4 separate regions of the Mus musculus genome follow, and regions 2, 3 and 4 are each linked to region 1. The links are chromatin loops, found by intact Hi-C in ENCODE. Cell type or tissue: heart. All regions are shown on one strand.

Evidence for each region. Peaks named below come from ENCODE experiments on the same cell type or tissue, not always from the same donor. Only the 100,000 strongest peaks of a DNase experiment are listed, where the experiment ranks them.
Region 2: a loop joins it to region 1, with 2.3 times the contacts of the local background. A loop is called at or near these places in 2 of 42 quality-filtered maps.
Region 3: it touches region 1 in a loop (4-fold over the local background); 5 of 42 quality-filtered maps call a loop at or near these places.
Region 4: it touches region 1 in a loop (1.9-fold over the local background); 2 of 42 quality-filtered maps call a loop at or near these places.

What each region holds. Positions count from the first base shown.
Region 1 is chr12:112,332,488-112,334,987 of GRCm38, forward strand. It overlaps Gm29890 (a long non-coding RNA gene), which reads right to left. Exons shown (of 5, transcript XR_001780725.2): 3 at 1-100. Among named protein-coding and RNA genes, the nearest start is that of Gm29890, 6.5 kb to the right of the region's middle. In heart, no CTCF peak of the experiment used is centred here; a DNase peak (open chromatin) is centred at 1,034; H3K27ac peaks cover 1,248 bases; H3K27me3 peaks cover 589 bases.
Region 2 is chr12:112,183,232-112,185,731 of GRCm38, forward strand. No RefSeq gene overlaps it. Among named protein-coding and RNA genes, the nearest start is that of Gm36894, 34 kb to the right of the region's middle. In heart, a CTCF peak has its summit at 1,323; DNase peaks (open chromatin) are centred at 630 and 1,330; H3K27ac peaks cover 2,133 bases; H3K27me3 peaks cover 15 bases.
Region 3 is chr12:112,455,298-112,457,797 of GRCm38, forward strand. No RefSeq gene overlaps it. Among named protein-coding and RNA genes, the nearest start is that of B020018J22Rik, 21 kb to the left of the region's middle. In heart, no CTCF peak of the experiment used is centred here; a DNase peak (open chromatin) is centred at 1,234.
Region 4 is chr12:112,198,871-112,201,370 of GRCm38, forward strand. No RefSeq gene overlaps it. Among named protein-coding and RNA genes, the nearest start is that of Gm36894, 18 kb to the right of the region's middle. In heart, a CTCF peak has its summit at 1,410 (motif pointing left); DNase peaks (open chromatin) are centred at 709 and 1,353; H3K27me3 peaks cover 382 bases.

The DNA of each region.
Region 1 (2,500 bases):
GGAGAGAAGCCTAACGCTGGCAGGTTCTGAGGACAGCACAGGGGTGCATCAAGCAGGACGGCACGCAACCATGTTCATGAAAACCGTGCGGTCTTCTCGACTGGAAATGAGAACAGAGCTTAAGGTCCTTTAGCTACCAAAGGAAGAAAGGGAGGGAGGGAGGGGGAAAGAGAGGGAGGGAGGGAGGAAGAAAGGGGAAGGAAGAGGGAGGAAGAAGGAAGGAAGGAAGGGGAAGGCTAGAAGAGAGGTAGTCCCAGATGGTGTGTCTGTGAGAACACTCATCCACTGTTTCCACACAGCTCAATGCAGCTGGAAGTCATGTGGAGACCTGAGCTGCCACCAACCAAGGAGAGGGCAGCGCAGTTTAAATTACAGCAGAGTCATGCACAGGCTCTCAAAAACGAAAGTTTACCTACATCTGACAAACAACACTGGGTTATAGGAGGTTTGCCTAACTGGAGAGGCACAGATCCCGGGTGATAATGGTTTCTTTCAGAAGTTCAGAGTTGTCCTCTGCCCCACCTTGCTTTCAGGATGGGTCTTGCTTTTGGGATCCTGGACACCGTGGCCAGGTCGGGGCTCAGGAGTCTGCTTCATTTCTACAGCCACACAATGATCAGAGACACCCTTTCTCTAGCTTATCCTGCCTTTCTCTGGACTTAGTGCCAAGGCTCGCTCTTGCCTCCTTTTGTCCTTAGGGTTCTGCACTGGGCTCTCCTGCTCCTTCACCCTAGGATCAGGGCCTTCCTCAGAAGAGAGGGCTGAGGGGGACAGTGCTAGACATCCAAGCTAGTGGGCCAGGTGTAGGAGAGGCATACGTGGTGTGTGCGTGTATGTATGTATGTGTGTGCGCGTGCATCTGCGTGTGTGCGTTGGGAGGGGGAGTTCCTTTTCACAGCTGCCCACATAGGCCTGCCTGTGGTCCCCACCCAGCCCTTGAATATGGATTTGTGCCTCAGGACAGGAGGCACAGGCCCGGCCTTAATTAGACGTGATGAGCGTGTGTGCCTGGAATCATCATCAAAGGGGGACAGCCGCCCGCCGCCACCCCTTCCCTCTCCCCTCCCAAGGACAGCATCTGCTTCCTCCCTCCCAGAGCAGGCCAGCTCTGACAGCAGGCCCAGGAGTCCCCTCTATTTAATTAGGACGGAAGTTCCCTCAACCCTGGGAAAGGATTTAATTTCAATATTTCCTTTGCTGAGCTGGGAGCCTCCTGTCCCTCCACACCAAGGGTCTTTCATGGCAGCTTGGCCCAGCCCCTCCTCTCTCATTGGTGAAAAAGCCTGTCCTGGAGAAGAACCAGGAGGAGCCAAGGGCAGCGGGGTGGGGGGGTGGGGGTGGGGGTGCTGCAGCTGTGAAGAGAAACCCACCCTTCACCCCACCCCCACCCCTCCCTGAAGCCTAGCCCTCAGCAGCAGGGCCGCAGAGCCTGCAACCAAGCACAGCCCTCTCTAGGCATCTGTGCACAGACTGGGAGCAACAAGGAGCTCACTGACCGCTGACCTCAGACCATAGACTTGAGTCTCTGGATCATCCCCTAAACCTCCTTCGTGCTCTGTGCTTTAGCCTGGCCTATTCCGTCCCTGGTGCACACACATGTGTGTGGGTAAGCACATGTGTGAGCATAGACGTACATATGCACCTAAGTGTGCCCCTGGCAGTTGTAAGTACGCATGCTACACACGTGCACACTTGTGTGTATGTGATCACAGGAGCACATTTGCGCATATTTGTATATTTGTCTGTGAGCCCGGATGACTGGGCTGAGCCTGGTTTCTGTCATTTCTCTTTAAATTGCTGGATGCTCTGATCCGTGGCTAACCTCTTGGGGTCAGCATCAGCCTGATCACAAGACGGGCACTGGGCACCCGCAGGGCCAACACGCAAATGCTTGGTGGACAGACTTCTAATCCAGCCCATACCTGGGAGGTAGGGGAGGCCCTGGCCTTGGGGGAGGAGGATCATGATTTGGTGACTGCACCCTGGCCTGCCCCAGACTCGGTTTCCCTGTGTGTGTGGACAGCCCCAATGGAAGCTGTGTCTCTGGGGCGTCTTCTCCTACCAGGCCCTGGCCATCTGCGTCCTGCCGGCTTTGCTCTGTTCCAGCACCAGCTCCCCTTTATTCCATCCTTTGTGCAGGACAAAGATCAGCTGAGACCTGGCTCTCAGCCCAAGTGGCCCTCAGCCCTTCGGAGGCCGCTAATGAGAGGTGTCAGCCGGCAGCTCTTCAAGAGAGCTCGCTGCCCTGAGCAATTTCTTAAAAGGAAAATTCTAACCTTAAGGAGTCCTTTGAACACGTTGTGAATGAGCAATGAACACAGCCAGGACGGCTTCTTAGAATTACCAAGGGCTGCAGATTCGTGAAAAGAGAGATTGATTTCCATTTGGTCTCCTGAATACATTTCCTGTGTTCTCCAGGTGTTTGTCATGCCTCGTACTAAAGGAGAGGTGGGGTCCTTGGCTAACAAATTATGATCATTGGTATTCTCCCTCCCTCTTC
Region 2 (2,500 bases), 150 kb before region 1:
AGCCTCCTGGGTAAAGCCCGCTGCTCACAGTTCAGACTTGAGGAACATGGCACTTGCTTTTCCAGACTAGAAACCCACTGTCCTGAGGCCTTCCTGGGAGCCTTGCATGGCCTTTCATCTGGGACATCAAAGCTCTCAGCCCTGTCATTAAGGGCTGGGAATCTCGTGGGGAGCAATGTGAGTCCCTCTACGCCCATTTTATGGATGGGAACACAGCATTCACCCAGAACCCAGCTCTGTAGTGGAAGCTGGGCCCATGGCAGTCTGCCCTGTGCCTCCTGTAATGGATATGTCTGCATCCTCCTTAGGGATGGAAAACTGAAGCAGAGGGGATGGGGCCACCCAAGCTCCTGACCCCATTCCTGCACAGAGGATGGTAGATTGAGATCCTGAGGGAATGTTTCCCAGATCGTGCAGCTCAATGAAGCCTGACTGCAGACCAGCTTTAAGGGATACCAGCCAGCAGGGACCTGAAGCTGGAGAGGCTGGGGCATGGGCCTGGGCCGTTTAGGGGGCAGGCTTGTAGCAGCATAGGCGTCAGCTCTCAGGCTCAGAAGCTGGCCTGGCTCCTGGCCACGTGCTTCCCTAAGGCAAGGTGCCCGCTTGACTCAGCCTGCGAGTTGGGACCTGTTCTGCTTGCCCTAACCACGCCAGCCCTGGGCACAGAAAGCCCAATGGGTAGGAGGGGCAAGGAGCTTCCAGGACACAGTAGAGAACTCAGAAGAGGCAAGAGCCAGACAGTCAAAGCAGGCAGAGCAATGGCTGAGCTGTGTGGCTGCACCCCTTCAAGCCCCCAATGGGGAGGGGTGCTGTGGGGGTTAATCCCTATACAGAGCCAGACCTACTGCCTCCAGAAGTGTGACTCTCTTTGTCTCCTCTCTGTCTCTGTCTGTCTCTGTCTGTCTGTCTGTCTTTCTCTCGTGTGTGTGTGTGTGTGTGTGTGTGTGTGTGTGTGTGTGTGAGAGAGAGAGAGAGAGAGAGAGAGAGAGAGAGAGAGAGAGAGAGAGAGAGAGAGAGATCCCTTCTCCAAGAACTAAGTTGAGTCAGAAGGAGACGCCGTGGACTCACAATGCTTTGAGCTCTCTGGAAGTGGCCTCAGCTTTAGGAGGTCTACCTCACAGTCCCCCGGGGAACTGCAAGGCCCTGTGTCATAGCCATATCCTTCCAGGAGAACCCCTACATTCCTGAACTGGGGTGAAGACACTCTTCCTTCCACCCCTCTGGATTGGCTGCTCCATTCCTGGGCCAGGAGCACTGGGGCCAGGCCCTGGGATCTGCTGCCTGCAAACAGGAAGCTCACAGGGCGCCCTCTCCCTCCTGATATTGTGTTTAGCAAGGCAGGATTCAGGCTGTTTCCACACAGGAAGCCCTGGAGGCTGGGAGGAGCTGGGAAGGAATTCCCAGAGCTGCCAAGAGGCTGGCTTTCCTGCAGGGTGGAGGCAGGATGGGGTATGGTGGGGTCTTGGTAGGAAGCTGAGAGCTACTCAGTGGTAGGACACACTCACAGTCCCAGATGGGTGGCCTTAGACGTTCTTAAGTTACAAATGGAGGCATCGAGGTCCAGCCCCAGGGTCTGTCAGTCCTTCAGGAAAAGGCAGGGCAGAGGGTTTTCCCTTCTGCAGAACCCAGGGGTACCGGGCACGGGGGCTGAGCGAGGAGTATCCTTGTTGTCGCATACAGAGACTTCTGGGAGGACTAGAAGGTCCGAGCCTCCCTGAGCCTTCTCTCCAGGGCGTGGCTCTGCCCTGGGCAGCCCAACAGTCCTCCACAGGGGCCTTCCTTACCAAGACTCTTAAATGCACCCTCCCCAGCTTTTAGATGGGGTGAGATGCAGGCCTGTGATCCCAATCACTCTGACGACAGAGGCATGGGATCTAACATTCAAATCCTCCCTGGATTTGAGACCCGGGCTCAGAATTTAACGAGTGAATAGCTGAGGCTGGAGAGATGGCTCAGAGGTTAGGAACACTGGCTGCCCTTCCAGAGGACCCGGTGGGAAGTCCAGAATTCACCTGGCAGCTCAGAGTCATCTGTAATGCCAGTTCGAGGTGACCCAGTGCCCTCCAAGGCCTGACACCAGGCACACGCATGACACACGGACATGAAGCCAGCAAAAGGTGGCCAGGGAAAATGCTCACTGGTTCTGTGTGTGTGAGGCCCAGAGTCGGTCCTCAGTTTTAGAAAAAAAAAAAACAAAACAGCAATTTAGTCCTTTAGTGTGTTTGTTTCCGAATTGTCCTTTTAAATTTTATTTACTTGTTTTATTGTATTTTAGGTTTTTAAACTTACTTTCACGTGTATGAGTGTTTTGCCTGAATGCATGTCTGTTGTCTACACCACATGCTTGTGGTGCCCACGGAAAAGATATCAGTTCCCCTAGGGCCAGAGTTACAGAGGTTGTGAGGGTCCTGGGAATTGAACCTGGGTCCTGAGAAGCCAGTGTTTTCAACCTCAGAGCCGTCTTCCCAACCTTATTTTATTGACTTGTATTTGTTTACTT
Region 3 (2,500 bases), 120 kb after region 1:
AGGCCCTCCTAACCACTGTGCCATCTCTCCACCCCCTCAGAAGTATTTTAGTCCAGTCACTGATAATCAAAAGGAATCATCACATTAGACAAATTGAAACAGTAGAAAAAGAGTTGATAACTCTGTTCTAATTAATATCAGATAAAATTTTAAAAGTCCTTAATGGAACAAAAAAGCTTGACAATGAGAAATTACGCAAGATCCAATAACTTACAGACACACACACATGCACACACACACACACATACATACATACACAGAGAGAGAGCAAGAGCAAAACAGTATGAGAAATGTCATAGCAAATTAACAGCTCACATGTAAATGTTCCCCTTGGTCATAAGTTACATAAAATTACATTTGGTTTGATTCTGTCAGGTCTTGATTTTTTAATACAAAGATTGGCTTGAACGAGCAGGGAAATTTTACACTCTCCAATAGTGGCTATTCTCTGCTTTCAGTGTGTGCAGCAACTCAGGGACAGCGGCAGGCAGAGAGGACTCTGTGGGCTTAGGGCCGAGAGTATGCAGGAATGTTCACACAAGGCCTGAATCCAGCCAGAGTCTGCTCATTCTTCTAGGGCCTCCAGCCTGACAGCCTCCTCTCTACATCATCCCGTGAGGGGCTGGTGTCTGCCCCTTGGCAGATTTTGGTGCCAGCAGCCAGAGCTGTCACACACATGTTTAAGGGCAATTAGCTTATCCCCCAACTCCTGCCTTTCTGTTTAGATAGATGTCTACATGGAGGCACTCAGAGATGAACGCTGCTTCTACAATGTACCAGCAGACATGGCGAAGAACAAACATCCACCCAGCCCCACCAGTCTAGGACATCTTGTAAGCCCAAGACGTCACTCCTGAGAAACCACCCGTTGCCTCTCAAGATTCTGTAACTCTCTGGGAGTCACACCTTTCTGGTCACTGGCTCCTGGTCCAATCTGAGGTTTCCACTGTTGCACATTGCCAAGGAGTCCACAGAACCCAGATTGGAGCTGGAGTGAACCTTCCTCTCGCTCTCTGACCTCAGACCCCAGAGTGTGCTGGGACAGCTGAGGGAGGAGGAAGGAGTTTACAGCTTGAAAGGGGAGCAGCCCAATTTCCTCACAGGAGACCCAAAGCATGTCTGGCCTGGAGCCTGATGCTTTCCTGTTGATTCCGCCTCCTCTCCTGATCTCCTTCAGACTCACTAGCCTTTCCTGGTCTCTCCAGCCCCTTCACTCCAGGGTGTCCTTCCTAGAGGAAGGCTCTGCTGCCACGGGATTTGGGACACGCCTTCACCGCCTTCCTCCAGGAAGTCAGGGCCCAGCTACACAGCTCCCACCCCAATCCAGTGGACAACTGAGGTGGGCAGAGGCCTAATGTTCTGAGTAAGATGGACAGGAGACATGGAACCAGAATCCAAAAGACAGTAGCAGGAGGCTGCCACCAAGTGAGAAACATGTTTAAAGTGTAGCTTCCTCTCTCCACAGTGCCCCACACCAAGCCAATGGCTGCTCACCTGCTTCTGAGTTGCTCCTGGCATAAGAAGATAGGCCCAGCGGGGCGTGGTAGCACCCGCCTTTAATCCCAGCAATCGGGAGGCAGAGGCAGGCGGATTTCTGAGTTCGAGGCCAGCCTGGTCTACAAAGTGAGTTCTAGGACAGCCAGGGCTATACAGAGAAACCTTGTCTCGAAGAAGAAAAAAAAAACAAAAACAAAAAGAAGGAGGAGGAGGAGGAGGAGGAGGAGGAGGAGGAGGAGGAGGAGGAGGAGGAGGAGAAGAAGAAGAAGAAGAAGAAGAAGAAGAAGAAGAAGAAGAAGAAGAAGAAGAAGAAGAAGAAGAAGAAGAAGAAGAAGAAGAAGAAGAAGAAGAAGAAGAAGAAGACAGGCCTAGCTTGAATGGGAAAGGAGGTGTGAGAGTGTGTCTGACCTTATCATCCTGCGAGTGTCTGTGGCTGTCTTTGTATGGGTCTATAATTCCTTGCATCTATGTCTGTGTGTGTGTGTGTGTGTGTGTGTGTGTGTGTGTGTGTGTTTATGTCTTTGTATCTGTGTATTCATGTGGGTGGCAATCTGTGTGTGTCTGTGTGTGTGTTTGTGTACATGCCTTTATGTCTTTGTGTATGTGTCCTTGGGTCTATGACTATCTGTGGCCATGTGTCTACATGTGACTTTATATCTTTGTGTCTATGTGTACATTCATGTGGAGGGGAACAACTACGTGCGTGTATGTATATATATGTGCTTTTATGTCTTTCTATCTCTGTATTTCTGTATGTCTGTGTCTATGTGTCTGTAGGTGTCTGAATGTGTCTACCGGCATCTGGTTGGCTGACTTTCTGGCAGTACCTGAGTCTTAGACCTAAGTCCCTGCCCTCCTGTTCCACACCCATGAAACCCCTTTAGGTAGGGGAAGGCTCAGGCAGGCCTCCCACCTGGATGCCCCTAGAGCTGGCTCCTGACCACTCCTGGCTAAGCATCCTCTCTGCTAAACCAAAAATCAGAGAGAGACTGGACCCAGCATC
Region 4 (2,500 bases), 130 kb before region 1:
GATATTTTCTTAATTGGTGATCCCTGGGGAACTCCAGCACATTCAGGGTGGTTCCATTCCCGGGCTGGTGGCCCTGGGTTTTGTAAGAATACAGGCTGAGCAAGCTACGAGAAGCAAGCCAGTAAGCAGCACCCGTCCATGCCCCTGCATCAGCTCTGCCTCCAGGTTCTTGCTCTGCCTGAGTTCCTGTCCTGACATCCTTTAGCGATGGGCTATGATATGCAAGTGTAAGCCGCGCAAACTCTTTCCTCCCCAGCTTGCTTTGGTTATGTGTTTTGTCACAGCAATATTAACCCCGAGACAGATGGGATGCCGTGCTCAGAGGCTTTAACATTTGTATGTAGGTGACAGAGGTCACAGAGGCACACAGAGCAGTAAGGGTCAACTGGCCTGGGCTCTTGAGGAACACATCCTCCTGGCCCCTCTGAAGAAAATATTCTGAAGGAACATTCCATGCACTTGGAAAGACTCCCAACTCTCAGGACTATGAGAGAGGGAGAGCCTGGTGCTCTCCTCTGGGCAAGCGCAGGCTCTTGTGACAATCCCCAGGATACCTGGCCACTCTGAAACTTCTCTTTGGTGACCCAGGGGCAGGCTAAGCAGTGCTGGGTCTGTGATTGTGGGTAATTAGGGTTAATTTCTCTTGGAGCCACCAAGCTCCAGCTAAAAGCTGTTAGAGCTAATTGCTTCCGTAATGAGCCTATCTTGGCAAGGCTCCGCTGGCACTGGCTGGGGTGGGGCTGTGTGGCCTTTCCTGGGGACCTTCCCTGGACCTCTCTGAGACAGCCAAAAGTCCTGAGTGGAGGCATGAGGTGCTGAGGACCCACCCATAGCTCATCTGCTGGCCTCCTGCTTAAGTTCTCAGAGAGAGTAGCACTGGGGTCTGAGACTCTGCCTAGGATTCAGCCCTTGGTCTTCTGCAGTGCAGGGCAGAGGATAACACTTGCAGGCAGGGCAGAGGATAACACTTGCAGGCAGGGCAGAGGATAACACTTGCAGGCAGGGCAGAGGATAACACTTGCAGGCCTGGAAGGAAGGTTGAGGCAGGACCCCGCAGGGAGGGGTGCCTGCATATGGCTGTCACTGCAGGGTGAAGCAGCCCTGAGCAGATGACTGAATGCACAGTGCAGGGAAACATTGGGGAAACTGCGTCTCGGGGGAAGCAGAGGGTGCGGCCCATTCTAGCCTCTCCATTCTGCTCAGAAATTCATGGACACCAGGAACCCTGAACTTAAATTCAGATCCAGGGTCTGGAAGTATGGAAGGCCACATGGGTGTGGCTGTTGGCTCTAAGCGTGGCCTTTCAGAGACTGCCAACAAGCATATGGACAGCAGTCTGAGCTCACTTCCTCCCTCCCATAGGACAGGGTGTTGATTTGGTGTCAGGGGCCCTCTGCAGGCTTGGTGGCAGAGAGTCCTCTCTACTCTGGGCTTCTCAGCCCTCTGCGGTACTTAGGGGTGGGATGTCCCAGGGAGGATGCACATTGTGTGCACATGTGTGTACAGCAATGCATGCTATAAGGCACCAAGGTTGAGATGGTTGTGAAATGTTAATTATATGCACACTGAGCTGGTCCTGCCTTGAGGCTACTGAGGAGCAAACCAAGGACCACGTGCTGGGCAGGAAGCTGCTATCCCACTGCTGACCCTGGTTTCTGCGGCTCTCAAGCCCTGTGGACCAGGCAGCCCTAAGCAGCTCTGGCACCCTGTCTCGGAAATGCTCTCTGGAGCCAGAACTCCTCTGTTAATTCTGGTTTCAGCCTGGGGGGAGCTGTACCCTATCCCAACTAGGCCTGGGGCTAGACCAGGGGCAGGCTGCTCCCCACTGGGTACCAGGACACTAAGTGTATGGAGCAATGTGAAAGAGTCCATTTTGGGGGTGCAATGGGGTACACGGACCTCCTTACTGTCCTTACTCTTTTTTTTGTTTTCATTTTTTGAGACAGGGTTTCTCTGTGTAGCCCTGGCTGTCCTGGAACTCACTCTGTAGACCAGGTTAGCCTCGAACTCAGAAATCCACCTGCCTCTGCCTCCCAAGTGCTGGGATTAAAGGTGTGCGTCACCACCGTCTGGCACTGAACTCTTAACCACATGTTCATGTGGCGTCCACTGTTATGATCCTTCAAGCCTCACTGTTGGCTTAGAGGTGTCTGTGACCTCATGAGTCGGGCTGAGGTAACATGTGCCTGTTGCCTCTTGCCTGTGGCCCATGAAATACACAGTGGCACCCTGATGTGCTGGAGACAAGCACTCCATGCAGGACCTTCAGCGGTCATCTGCTGATGTCAGCAGCCTGTGAACCCAGGGCATTCTGGGCTGTGAAGCAATACAACCCACTGAACTCGGGGCAGACTTTCTCTGGATTTCTTACTATAAGTTGAGCAGCTTAGAGACAGGAGAAAAAAACCAAAAGCAAAAGGCTGTAAAAAAAAACTAACGGTGAGAGATTGCCCTGAATGCTTGATTTAGAAACAAAAGTTTGTGCTTTCTAGTGCTGAGT